2 separate regions of the Homo sapiens genome follow, and region 1 is linked to region 2. A link is a contact called in ENCODE Hi-C or POLR2A ChIA-PET data. All regions are on one chromosome and are shown on one strand. Each heading gives the region's core, a stretch centred on a gene start or an enhancer-like site at or near the end of the contact. The rest is flanking DNA. Distances are from core to core; before and after follow the strand shown.

Region 1 (6,998 bases), core at 2,269-4,768, 520 kb after region 2:
TACTGGCCTTCCCCTCACTCATACCACCTCTTTGCAGTTCCAGGAACATGCCAGTCTGCACTGCCACCTCCGTCTTCTCCAGGTTCCCACTTGGCTTGCTCGCTCACTTCCTTCTGGGTTTGACTAGAATGCCACCATCTTAGCAAGGACATCCCTGCATACCCTACCCAAAACTGTATCCCCACACCACCAGCCTGACACTTCCTATGCACCTTCTCTGTGTTATTTTTCTTCTCAGCATGTATCACAACTATCTACATATTTTTCAGTTTACCTCGTTTATTGCCTGTCTCCGTCTTTAATTGTTAGTTCTATATGGGATCTGGGATTTTGTTGCTGCTGTGGTTCAGTTTGTTCATGATTGTTTCAAAAGCACCTAGACTGTTCCTGCTACATAGTAAATAATAAATATTGGTTGAATAAATAAATGAATGAATAGCATTAGTAGTGGTGTTTGTGTGTTTGTTCATTTTGTATGGCAAGAATTGTGAAATAAAGCAGAAGGAAGGAAGGTAGGTAGGTAGGCAGGTAGTGAGTTGCTCATCACAGTAGTGTTCCCAGAAGTCTGGATTTCCATTCATCAAAGAAGCTATCGAGTGTGAGTTCTGTTGGAAGAGAGGTTGGACTAGATGATTTTGTAGGTATCACCAAATGTCTGACTGCTGCAACAGCTTGAGTCTGCTGGGGTCACACAAGAATCACTAGAGCCCTGCAACCCCCCTGCTCTTTGGGTCAGTACTTGAACCTGCCTGAGAGGGGATCTGCTTAAAAGCAGCAGCTTGTCTCCGGATCCTGAAGCAAGGAGGTTTTGCATCTCTCTGGCCTTGAAGATCTCCATCCCGTGGAGAGTCTGACTCTACAGAGCGGGCAGAGAGTAGGAAGAAGGAACCTAGACGATCTCTGGCTGGGCCAAGAGAGAAATTAGCAAGGCCAGCTGACAAACTGGGCCTCCTGCATGGGGCTGAGAAGTGGGTAAGGGTTGGGAGGGAGAAGGGACATAACCAGGGATAAGGCAAGACAAGAAGTCTAATCAGGGACTGAGTCGGTTAGAAGTTTAAGGATTGTTCCTAAATGGTTATCAGCTCCATCTGTTGGACAGCAGGCTGGTGGCAGGGGTGTGGGTGACGTGTACCACATCACCCAGGAGATCTCCATCAGAAGGAGATAGCCCTGGAACTTAGGAATCTTTACGGGGAGGCGGGTGATGAAAAAAGCAGGCCCCGGAGAGCGGGGACACTGACAGTGAGGGGAGACCTAGCAACCCTACTGCCAGGAGTGCATTCCAAAGAAATAGCCACAAATGTGAGCACAGATGTATGCACAGGAATGTCCACAGTGACACTATTCATAATGCGTCCAAACATGAAGCCATCTAAATGTCTGACAAAAGACAGTGGTAAAATAAATTACGGCATTTTACAGGCACTAAAGTTGATGTAGAGACATAGTTCATGACAGGGAGAGATGACCATGATTTATTGCTAAGTAAAAAGAACAGTTACGAAATAAAATGCACATATCCAAGCCTAGAAGGACAGTCACCAACATACTAATCAGTCTTGGGGGTAACATTTTTTAAAATGATTTTTATTTTCTCTTTGTTCTTTTCTACCTTTTCCAAGTTTTCCCCAATAAGTATGCTTTGACCTTGTAAGATATGATAAATATCATCTTTTAAAGTGTGGTGTTTTAGGTTCTCAAAGCAGAAAATAAAGTCCATTTCATTTTAAATAGGATACAGTGAAATCGCTGACTACAGGTCCTCTTTCGCTTAGTTCTCGTTTTCTTTAGTATTCTAGGGCAGGGGAGGCTTTCTTAGTGGCAAATTACTACTTTCAGGGGGAGCATTAAATAAATAAGAAAGTAAAGGTTGTAAATGTTGTTGGTATTTGATTTGGAAACAGTATGAGTTAAAATAAGATATAGGATGAGGATGCATCCTGGCACAACAGAAAAAGCACTGGGCTGAGAGTCAGTCCTGGGTTACAGAGCTAGAACCGCAAACTCTCCAAGGAACAAACTCAGTACTCCCTCTTCAAGGGGAACCTAACCCTATCCATAACCTGAATTCCACCTACAATATCTTTCTGGCTCAGCCACCAGCTTTGTGATTCTGCCATCTCCTTTCTGAGGGCCAGTGAAACAAAGGAGTCAAGGCAAAGGGGATCTCCAAGGTTCTTTACCCAGCACAGATTCCATGATGCCCAAGGGAGAAGAAAAAAGATGCCAAAAAAGCCTCCTTTACGGCTTGACCTCGGACTGTCCTGGCCGCATAGTTTACTGAGGGTCTAGACTTTTCTCCCTGGTTCCTGCTACAGATCTTGCTGTAGATGGGTGATGGTGCCATAGCTTGATCTTGGGGACCCTGGGATGTGGCATCTTCTGCCAGTCCTGTTCTGTTGTGTCTCCCCCAGTCCTGGCCAAAGGCAGTGGCTTCTGTTGCTGCTCCCGTCAAGAAGTGCCTTCCTATCCTGCCCATCTGCTCACATTTCTATCACTGCAGCTCACAGACTTCGGTTGTCTTTCACACCCCAGGTAAGATCAACTGCTAAAACCAACAATGCCTTGACATCCTTCTACATGAATCCACATCTTCCTAACATCTATTTTGGAATGCTCAGGTCCCTCAGGAGTCAGAAGAGCAGGGACACTGGGTGAGGCCAGGTGAAGAGGGCCTCAAGGGAGCTGAAGATGAGCACAGGCTTCAGGGACTGTCAAAAGAGTCTTGCGATCAGCCACAGACAGACATGGCCACTGGCACCCTCCTCCATGGAGATGCCTCAGACACTCTATTTGGCCTTTCTACCTTTCCATTCAGTCATTCATTTTTGTAAAATGTACAGTAATCGAAAACATTTATTACAGTGCTGCTATGGGCCTAGCTCCATCTGGGCCCATTACACACATTTTCTTTAATTATCCCAATGACCCTGCAAGGTAGGTAATCTTCATTTTATAAAGAAGAGGACAGTTTCAGAGAGGTCAAGAAACCTGCCCAAGATCACGTTGCTGGGTAGTGATAAAGCCAAAACTTTAATTTAGGTCTGATTGCCTCATGAATCTATGCTCTTTGCACTTTCTGCTGAAACTGACCTCCCTCAACCTTACCATCTAGACAGAAATGCAGATGGCGGACACAAGAGGCACTTGCAAACCAGGGACACCCAGAGTCAAGTGGTTGCTTTCTATGGTTTACGGCTGTCCTCCTTGGGAAGAACCATCCCAAAAGCCATGCGCACACGGGGCTCCTGAGGACATCATTTCAGCTTGTGTCAGGAAAGTGCTTAGCAGTGGATCAATTGCCAGTCTTCTGGTCAACCTAATGAGCAAAATAAAGTCAGCCTGAATTGTCCATCATGGCCTAATCATCACGGAGTGATTGATCAACACAAATGATGACTCCAATCCACTGGTTCTCAACCAGGGGCAGATTTTGCCCCCAGGAAACATTTGGCAACGTCTAAAGATATTTTGAGTTGTCACAACTTGGGGAGTGCTACTGTCATCTAGTGGGTAGAGGTCAGGGATGCTGCTCAACATTCTACAATGCACAGAACAGCCTCCCTGGTGCCCACAGCCACAGAGAATTATCTGGCCCCAGGTGTTTTAGTGCAGAGGTCGAGAAACCCTGCTCCAAGCATTCGATCAAGAGGGACTTGACCCAGCTGGAGACTAACCAAATACCAGAAAGAGCAGCTGTTTTATTTCTGGGAAATTGTTGCTAGGGTTAAACTGTATAGATTTAGCCACGACTGAAGGTGTCCACATCCTGTTAAGCTAGATGGTGGGCATTGTGTATTTTTTTCCAGCTGCCCTTATTCAAGAGTGGCCCCTGGAATTTACTTAGCCTTTCTTTGGGTTAAAATCAGGAATGGAAAATTTAACCTCTAAGAGGAAAACAAACAGAAAATGAAAAGTAGGCGTAATAATGGAAGCTTAGGTGCAAATTTTAGTGCAGGGTATTCCTTCCTGTAAGGTTACTCACCCCACTCCTCCAGGCCACAGATATGCATGCACAGCCTGCCCACATGTAACTGTGCAGAGGGAGAGCTTAGATTTGAATCCAGAAGAATGGAATTCAAACCCCAACTCTACTGATAACCAATCTTGAGCAAATCACTTGCCTTCTTGAAGTTTCAGTTCCTCTGTCAGTAACAGAGGCCATACCCACACATCCCCGAGGGCTGTGGATTTTGCATACAGTAATTTACATAAAAGCACTGGCAAAACTACAAAGTGTGCCATAACTGCTCACCTGACGACAATCACACACACAGAGGGCTTCTCCTCCCTGGGGCACGTGGGTTCTCTTTATTAGATTTTTCCACATTATCACTGCCTATGTAAAGCTTCTCCTGGGTGATATTCTATTTCTTATGCTGCACTGGAGAAATATTCTCTATATCTTGAAATGGAAACGCTGAACCCAACTTATTTTACTCATGACCTAAATGAGATTATTGCTTCCAAGAGGACAATATATCGCACTAAAATGAGAATGCTCAGGATGATTAGGTGGAGAGCATTTATGATGCAGCTTTCCATTCTCCATGTGATGAAAACTTGACATGACCCAATGCTTTATTGTCCTACAGTAATTCCTGTCACTTTTATCCAGACTCATATTGCTCTTTAATTCTAGCCTATTTTCATCTTTCCTTAACAGGACATCAGATCTTGGCTTTCACAATCAACACAGTTTCAAAGGTTATTTATAAAATAGTTTAAAATAAAATATGCCATGCTTTGATTACAACCAGCGCTTCTGGTATGAATTAGAGAGGTGGCCTGTACACATATGTGTTGTTTATTAGCTTTTATCTGATGATCTCAAAGCACTGACATCAATTCTAACACACATGGTTTCTTATAATTACCACCCCCCTACACACACACCCATTTATGCAGGGCAGAATTATTTTGAGGACAAATGAGCTACGTATTGTGATGTGCTGTGAGTTTCTGAGAATAGAAACTCCTATGACTAAACTCTCCATGAACAGAGCAAATCAGAGAATAACAGCAAATGCTTTTATCGCTCAGGCAGCTCAATCACATTTGGTTTTCCATTTCACTCTAGTAAGAGGGTTATCGGCCTTGAGGATACCCCCCAAGAAATGTTTGTGATTTTTGTTTTAAGCTCAGCCCCTGTACCATCTGCTCACTGAGGCCAACTTCCCATCCCAGCTGTGTGGCTGCCTAAGTCAGCCTGGTGCTATGGGATGGGAACAGGCAGAGGTGGGGAGAGGCTTACAGACTCATTTTCAAACAGAGATGGAAAACTGGGAGTCAGAAGAGGTGGAGGTATATATGGACCCAGCCATCCGACTTCTGATCCTATTGTTCTTTTTTTTTTTTTTTTTTTTGACCGAGTTTTGCACTTGTTGCCCAGGCTGGAGTGCAATGGCGCGATCTCGGCTCACCACAACCTCCGCCTCCCGGGTTCAAGCCATTCTCCTGCCTCAGCCTCCCGAGTAGCTGGGATTACAGGCATGCCACCACACCTGGCTAATTTTGTATTTTTTTTTTTCAGTAGAGACGGGGTTTCTCCATGTTGGCCAGGCTGATCTCAAACTCCCGACCTCGGGTGATCCACCCGCCTCGGCCTCCCAAAGTGTTGGGATTACAGGCGTAAGCCACTGCGCCCGGCCTCCTATTGTTCTTAACCAGGGGTCATACATACCCCACCTTCCTGCAATGACAAAAGAAAGTCAAGGTCATCCCTGTACATCTGTCTGGCCTATACATCTGTTTTGTAAACAAGCAGGTCTCACTAGAATTAACTTTTTTCTTAACTAAAACACACTCACACAGTTTTCCCTTGCAATTCAGGGCTGAACCCTTCTCCAGTTCCTCAAATGCTTATTGGCTACAGAAAGCTGCAGAAAGAAATGGTCAATTCCTAGTGTCTCTTTCAAGGAGAACGTATTTGCAGCATTTCTTAACTCAGAACAGAACTGGAGCCACCCACCCCACAGGTGGAGCCCTGGCAGCTGTGACCTGGAAACACAACTGTGTTTGTTCTTCCCTCACCAGCCAAGGAGACCAGAAGGCAGGAGGGGCCAGCCACAGCTGCCACCTTTGCCTCTCCTCTTCTCAGGGTCCGTATGCCACTTCAGACCACTGTATGTGGAGCCGAGATGTCAGAGCTGGAGCAGAGAAGAGGAGCACGCAGGTAGAACTGTCTAAAATCCAAAACAAGCTCTGCCCGCTTGAATTGCCACTCAGATTCATTTCAAGACTACAAAATGTGCAGGCAATGTTTTTCTGAAGGGCAACCCCGGTGCTCCCGAGATGGGAGGCACCCTCCCTTCTGACACGCATTTATTCCATCTTCCGGAGATAAGGAGGGGACAGGGCTGGCTCAGCAACCCCACAATCTCCGTCTGGGCCAGTCATCTCAGCAGGTGCTTGACAGGCAACCAGGCTGGAAGAGAATGCCTCTGCAGTATGCTGGAAGTGTCCTTCCCCTAATGCCACCTAATGGCAAAGCCCTGTGCATTTATTGCATGTGAACGTGTCCTCAACACCCATTGAGCCACGGTGTGGTGCACGGCCATCAGCGTTCAAAACGAATAAATTGAGCCACCCTAGAAACAACTCCCCCAGATAGTCTTGGAAGAAGCTGGGAGGCATATTCTTAGATTTAAGCAAGAAATTACAATGTTGACTCAAATCAGGATTTTTGCAAGGGACTTGTTACACTGTGCTAGGGAAGGTTCACAATCTGTCTGTACCTCTGAGGTACCATCTTTAAAAGGGTGTCTTACATTGAGTTCTGCTAGAAGCTGACCCTGAAACAAAGATTAGAGTTTAGATAGTTTATTTTGAGAGATGATTCCAGAAACCGTTGGTAGGTGTTATGGGTTGAACTGTGTCCCCTCAAAAGATATTGAAGTCCTAACACCCTCTGAATGTCACCTTATTTGGAAATAGGGTGCTTTCAGATTATCAAGTTAAGATGAGGTCATTAGGGTGGGCTCTAATCCAATATGACT
Region 2 (6,557 bases), core at 2,529-5,028:
TGAAAACTTATTTGAATCACTGACTAGACTGACAACGCTTTGAGGGCAAGGACTATGTCTTTTAGTGCCTCATTCTCAGCACTTAGTATAATACTTAGAAATCACAGGAATTTAATATGTGCTTGTAGAATAGACAAACAAGTGAAATCAAAAGAAATGCTAATAAAGGGCCGGGCATGGTGGCTCACATCTGTAATCCCAGCACTTTGGAAGGCCAAGGAGGGCATATCACCTGGGGTTGGGAGTTTGAGACCCACGTAGCCAACATGGTGAAACCCCAACTCTACTAAAAATACAAAAATTAGCCAGGTGTGGTGGCGCGTGCCTATAATCCCAGCTACTTGGGAGGCTGAGGCACAAGAATTGCTTGAACCCAGGAGGCAGAGGTTGCAGTGAGCCGAGATGGTGCCAATGCACTCTGGCCTGGGTGACAGAGTGAGACTCTGTCTCTCAAAAAAAAAAAAGAAAAGAAAAAGAAATGCTAATTCATCAAGCAATCTTTGTCATAGAGATACCCAAAGAAGCCTCCAGGAAAACACATCGCTTGCTCCAGGAGTGTGTTCCCAGAGTGTCGACACAGCTCCAGCGTTTCTCACAGCCTCTGCTGCCAGGAAAGGATAAAACACCACCCATATTCAGGAACAAAGACAGAGTGAACCCTCCTTCAAGTCTTATTGCTAGATGGCACCTGTTGCTAAAATAGCAGCTGGTAAGCATTTTGTTTTGTTCAAAATAACAACAACAACAGCAACAATAACAAAACCAATATATTACAGGAAGCAACATCACAATGGCAATAAGGAATCACAAGGCTAAATATATAACAGGAAGACATACAGAATTTTAGTAATGAAAGACAAGGAAGAAGCTGCTAGAGCCTGGAGGAAAAAACTGAAGTGCTGATTAGAAATCGCTCAGCTTGCATTAAAAAAGAGAAACAGGAGGAGAAGGGAGAGGAGGAGAAATAGAGAGGGAGTGGGAGAGAGATGGTGGGGAGAGAAAGGGAGGGAGAGGAAGAATGAATGTGGTTTTTTTCCTGGCTCTCTGTCTCATTTTTAATCTGTTCTTCCCTGTCTCCCTTCCTTTCTACCACCCCCTCAAAAGAGAATTCATTGATTGGGCTGGACTAAAATTTCTCACCTTTCGTCTCATGGTTCTCTGTGAAGAATGAGTCTGAATTCATCTCCTCCTTGTCTGCTTCTGTCTCCTCCCTCCCCTCCCCAGCCGCCATTGTTTGCTCCTCTACTTTGCTGAGGCTGAGAGGCAGCTTGTCTGTCCACACCTCTGACAGCAGTGATGGGATGAGGAGAAAGCAGGAGCAGGGAGCAGAGGATGATCAATGGGATCCCAGGAGTCAGTCTCACTTTTGGAGCAAAGAATCCCCAGCCATCTGACAGCTGAGCTGGTCCTGATAACTAACCTGTTGCCTGATTCCAAGCAGAACAGCCTCTCCAGGTGCAGGTGGCAGAAGGCACAGACAAAGCCATCACCTCCCTCAAAACAAAAATAAAACAAAAAGCCCTCCAGCAAAAAGCCCAGAGAGGCAGCTTAGGAGAGGGCAAATGAGACTGGTCTGGAGTTTGAGAGAACTGGAATCTAGTCCCTAATCAATCATGAACGTGCTATGTGCATATTGCCTCTCTAGGACTCCATCTCTATAAACTGAGAGGGCTGAACTACAGTTCCTGTAGTACCCTCCAGTGATATGATTCCATTTCATAAAAAGCTGTGAGCCATCTAAAGAGAGCTCTATGTTTCCCTTCTTCTCTCACTCCCTGCAAACCCCCAGAGTACTTCTTTTAGGCAGACCCCAGCGTGTCTGTAAAGAGCACCTCTGACTCAGGGACCCCTCCCCCCCCCCCCCGATGCCTGGCTGACTTCAGTGCTGTTGTGATACAGGCTCAAGGACTAAGTGCCCTGAGAATATTGATAACCGAGAGTAGAGGCAGATTAAGGATGTGAAGAATCAGTGAGGGTGGGAGTGGAAGGCACTGGGAGGCCAGGGGAGCGGGGTGGCATGGATCAGCCAAACCCTGAAATTAGAGATGATTCATATCTGAATAATGTGGGAGGGATGAACTCAAAGCAGCCAAAAGAAGAGGCTAACTCTGCTGAGGATGCCTCCCCCAGCCTAAACCCAGCAGTGGGGCAACGGCAATGTTAGGGGCATTTCATTTGAAATGGGAAAAATATTTAGGCAATGAAGAATCTTATTCTGAAGCTAAGGGAAATGGGGTATTTGCCTTTTCTTGCTAAATGTATTTTACCCCCTTTACATGACTTGTTTTAGCTATTTTAAGCTTGTTCCCCTTTGCCTAGTGCCTTGATTTTGTCCAGATCTTCTGGCTGGTGATGCTAGAGGTGACAAAACTTCTCATGTGGTACTATTGTCCCTTTTCTCTCCTGCCTTCCACCCCCATCCTGTCCTCACCTTTCTGATCCCTTTTTCCATTTCTTCCATCATTCTGCCTCCACCTTGATTTGAATGGTTGCCTCTGACCCAGTCCAAGCTATCCAGACATTCCTCACCCCCATCCTACTCCCTTCAGCAGGGCTGCTTTGTGAATCTCTCAGGGCTGGCCACCCCAAGGCCCTGTATCCCTATGGGAATCGGAATCCTCATGTGGGGAAATAGGTTAAGAACAAGAGCATCTACTGACCCCAGCAGAATGGGGAGAAAGTTCACCAAAAAGGAGGGGAGGGCACAGAGGACCCAGCTAGACCAGTGACTTTGATGCTGGGGAGAAGCCCAATGCCTCTAAATCTCTCTGCAAATTATCTTTTAGGGAGCGGAGAGTGCACCTATTAGAAAGGCTCTTCTGCTTTCTAATTATCATTTGGGACCACTCCCCAAATGATACCAAGTAAGAGAGAGCCAGGCTCTAAACTCCACAACCAGTGAAGGTTCCATCCCCATCTTCTTCCCAACCTCCAGTTCCTTGCACCCTCCAGAGAGCCACAGAGAGAATGCCCTGGGTCCCCCTCCTTCTCTAGGGAAGAAATTAAGGAGACAGTCCTCTAGCCTCCACCTCCAGAAAACCAGTTCATTTAATTAATCAGCTCCCTCTGAGCTTCCTTTATTCCAGCCAGGCTTTTCACAAGACTCACAGCATTACAAACTCAGGATAAGACCGAAGGAGAACCGTTTTATGGAGGGGAAATGCATTCGAAAGAACAACCTCAGCGCCAATGAGTCAAACACCTGCATCTAGATGCGTCTCACTTGTCATTGGGCTTCTCCCCCGCCGCCCCCATCATTCTCTCTCTCTCTCTCTCACACACACACACACAAACACATACACAAACACACACGTTGCCCCCTCCCCCACTTTCCACCAGACCGCTAAGCAGCTTTAAACATGGTCAGTAAGGAGGAAAATGGGGGGGCGGGGGGCGCGGTGAGAACAGAACCACTACAGGAATATACAAAGTTATTCGTTTCTGTTGAAAAGGACTCTTACCTGTTAGCCAGAAGAGAGAAATCCACCTCAGCAAGACCCTATCCATCTTCCCCAACTTCCCAGCCGAATTACGGAGTGAGGAAAGTGGGAAATGGCTGGAACAGAAGGATCGCTGTCACCCCGCGGCAGCGGGCGGCGGCGGAGCGGCGGGCACCGGGCGTCCCTGGGCGCAGCGCCCGCCGGGCCGGCCGCGCAGGCGGGGCCGGGGGCTGGATCGCGCCGCCGGCTGAGCGCGCGCTGCCGCGGGCTTCCGGGGTCCGCGCAGCGCTCGGCGGCGCATCCGCATGCCCAGGCAGCGCGGCACGGGGCGAGCGTCTCCCCGCCGCAGAGCCCGCCGCGCGGGGGAGCTCGGCCGCCGCACCGCCTCCCGCGCCTCCGCCCCGCCGCCCGCTGCCGCGACTGCCAAAGTTTCTCGGTCACGTGCTGGCCCCCGGCGGCCCAAAGGTCAGCGTGGAGTGATTGAGGCCACGCGGAGAGAGGGGGTCTCTGGGTGGCAGGCAGCGAGAGGCGCGGGGGAGGCCGCCCCGCGGGCCGCGCCGAGCGGGGAGCGACCATCGCGGCTTCTCCCAGGGACGCCCGCGCTCGGGAACCCGGGCGAGAACGCTGGCTGGGGACTCGAGCAGGGGAGCCTGTGTCTGCGGGCAGCCACAGCCAACCTGAACGGGGAGAGAGTGACAGCGGCGAGGGTGGGGGACGGCGGGGACTTGGCGTAACTTCTTACAGGACTTAACTAGCAAGTCCTCTAGGCTAGAATGTTCGCTTCTGCGGTACCCCCGCCCCTCCGTCTGGTTTCCTTTTTGACAGTGCAAGGAACCAGGCAAGAGGCTCCGCAGAATTGAAAAAGGTAGGCGGGAATCTCGCGTCATTACTTTTTCCTGTTAAAATATGAGGTAGAATAAGGGCATCCGGCCCTTTAACAGAAAATATGTAAAACCAGAATGAGATAAATGATTATAACGGCTTAAATCCATCCAACACTTTATAGATTCCAGCACGCATTCACATGGATTATTCCTATTTGTCAGACGGATTTGTCTTGTGTCTCAAAATGTATGTGTTGAGAGAGAACTGAGAAATGTATGATTTGCTTAAGAAATATATTTATGAAGCCTCTACTAGGTGCTAAGAACTAAGGTTACAAAGTGGAATGAGATAGACTTCCTGCCCTTAGGAGCCTCATCTTGGGTCGAGGAAAGGGAGGAAGGTCAGACCATTAAAGACATGATACTTATTCCTAGTAAAACGGGGCAAGTGCAATAATGGAGACATAGAGAAAGTGCCTTGGGAACATAGAGGAAGGACTAAGTTAGTCGTGGGTGGGGAGGGGGCACCACGATAAAGGAGGGGTAACATCTGAGCTGGCATTTGCAGAAAGCACAAGATTTGAGCCATTCAAGGATCCCTGGTGGAAAGGGGGCAGGCGAGGGCATTCTGGGCAGAGGAAAGAGACATAGCAGAAAGGTCTCAAGTAGCATCTGAAAACAGAGTGGTGCCAGGCTGGAGGGGAGTTCCTGGAGCAGACAGACTCCACACCTAAGAGTGAATGTGTACACAGACAGGGAGAATATGTATGTGAACATGTGAGAAATGGGAAGAATAGACCCTGGGCAGCTGTCTTTTATGGCTGCCTGACATCTCAATTCCCTTCTTATTCTGAGAAATTCCAACTGCAGAAGCCAGAAAGTCTAGAGCCACCTCCCTGACCATCCCAGCTGGAATGCAGGCCCGGGCCCCTGGCATAGCCAGGCTGACCTCTCCCTCAGAGCTTTTTGATTCTGGAGCAAGTGGTGGATATAAGAAACAAGGACAGTGGAGAATTGATTTTGTCACTGAGGCAGCAGCAGCATCCAGTGTACATGATCAGCTGTGGCAGAGGTCAAGCCACCAGGATGCTCCAAGGTGTGATTTTTGGCTGTGGTCTTGCAGGCTCTCTGGGTTCTAGCCTCTCTTCTACACTTGGCTCTTCACTTCCCCAGCAATTCTTTGAGCCACCCAATATCCTTTCATAAACTCTTTCTTTGCTTATTTTGGCCAGGATGATTTTTTCATGCTATGTACTGCATGAGAGAAATTTGAGGACTATTTCCTTTCATATACAGAAAAATAAAAATATAGGAGGTACCTAACACTTGTGGGTTTCCTTTAGGTTCTAGGCAGAGTTCTACATGTTTAACAAACCTTCTCATTTAACCCTAAAGAGGGAACTTAGGCCCAGAGCATTTAACTAACTTCTCTAAGATCAGGCAACTAGTAAGTGGCAGAGCTAGGATTTGAATCTGACTCTAAAGCATATACTGTTTGCACCACAAAAAGAACATCTACACCAGAAGATTGAGATGATATATTTGTATTATGCTGTGCCATTTACTGCATCTATGTGTGTGTGTCACAGTGCACAAAAGAGCTTGAATAGTGTTTATTATCTAAGCACACATAACAGTGGCATTTTGGCCAGGTGCAGTGGCTCACACCTGTAATCTCAGCACTTCGGGAAGCTGAGGTGGGCGGATTGCTTGAGCTCAGGAATTTGACCAGCCTGAGTAACATGGTGAAACCCCATCTCTACAAAAAATACAAAAATTGCCAGGCGTGGTTGTACATACCTGTAGTCCCAGCTACTCTGGAGGCTAAGATGGGAGGACCACTTGAACCTGGGAGGTTGAGGCTGCAGTGAGCTGTGACCACGCTACTGGACTCCAGCCTGGGTGACAGAGTGAGACCCTGTCTCAAAAAAAATGGCATTTTATGCAAAACTTGGACATATGAGCAAGTTTATACATGTGAAAAATGGGAGATGGACTGAGTGAAGGAAGCCTGGATGTGTATATGAAGTGGAACGTGAATGCCCACAGAAATGAACTCATGTCTGCTCAGAGGAGGTGTCTGTGTAGTTGAATCAGGAGACTTGGAGAAGAGCTTGTGCCACAATGAATCATAGAATGCAGTTGCCTTGTCCATCATCCCAGAAATGTGTTTTCCATGTAGTGCCCTGCATGTCTACTTTATAGCCAGAGAGGTACACATGGTGTATCCTGAATCTTCCTGAGTGAGTGGCGCCCAGGCCATCCTGAAGGGGATGCTAAACTGGAGTGAATC

The links. A loop is a pair of places that touch in the nucleus more often than their neighbours do. ChIA-PET counts read pairs that join two places held with the same protein, here RNA polymerase II (POLR2A). Pooled maps may share reads with other maps.
Region 1: a loop to region 2 is called in a pooled map, with 3 times the contacts of the local background. The contact joins the enhancer-like site here to the promoter of ILDR2 in region 2. A Hi-C loop is called at or near these places in 1 of 37 single-sample maps with no recorded cell type and 1 of 50 pooled maps. POLR2A ChIA-PET finds 5 or more read pairs at or near these places in 1 of 52 experiments (activated CD4-positive, alpha-beta T cell).

Annotation. Positions count from the first base shown.
Region 1 is chr1:167,495,708-167,502,705 of GRCh38, forward strand. All of the region lies in intron 1 of CD247 (CD247 molecule), which reads right to left. Among named protein-coding and RNA genes, the nearest start is that of CD247, 19 kb to the right of the region's middle. Within about 2 kb of position 3,519, at least 4 of the 41 ENCODE cell types and tissues checked have a DNase peak (open chromatin) inside an H3K27ac peak, as active enhancers do.
Region 2 is chr1:166,971,762-166,978,318 of GRCh38, forward strand. ILDR2 (immunoglobulin like domain containing receptor 2) reads right to left here and starts at 3,779. Exons shown (of 10, transcript NM_199351.3): 1 at 3,462-3,779. The coding sequence starts at 3,507. LOC124904449 (a long non-coding RNA gene) reads left to right here. Exons shown (of 3, transcript XR_007066714.1): 3 at 510-986. It also overlaps a transcript of MAEL not described here. RefSeq lists silencers at 3,629-3,678, 3,739-4,028, 4,149-4,198.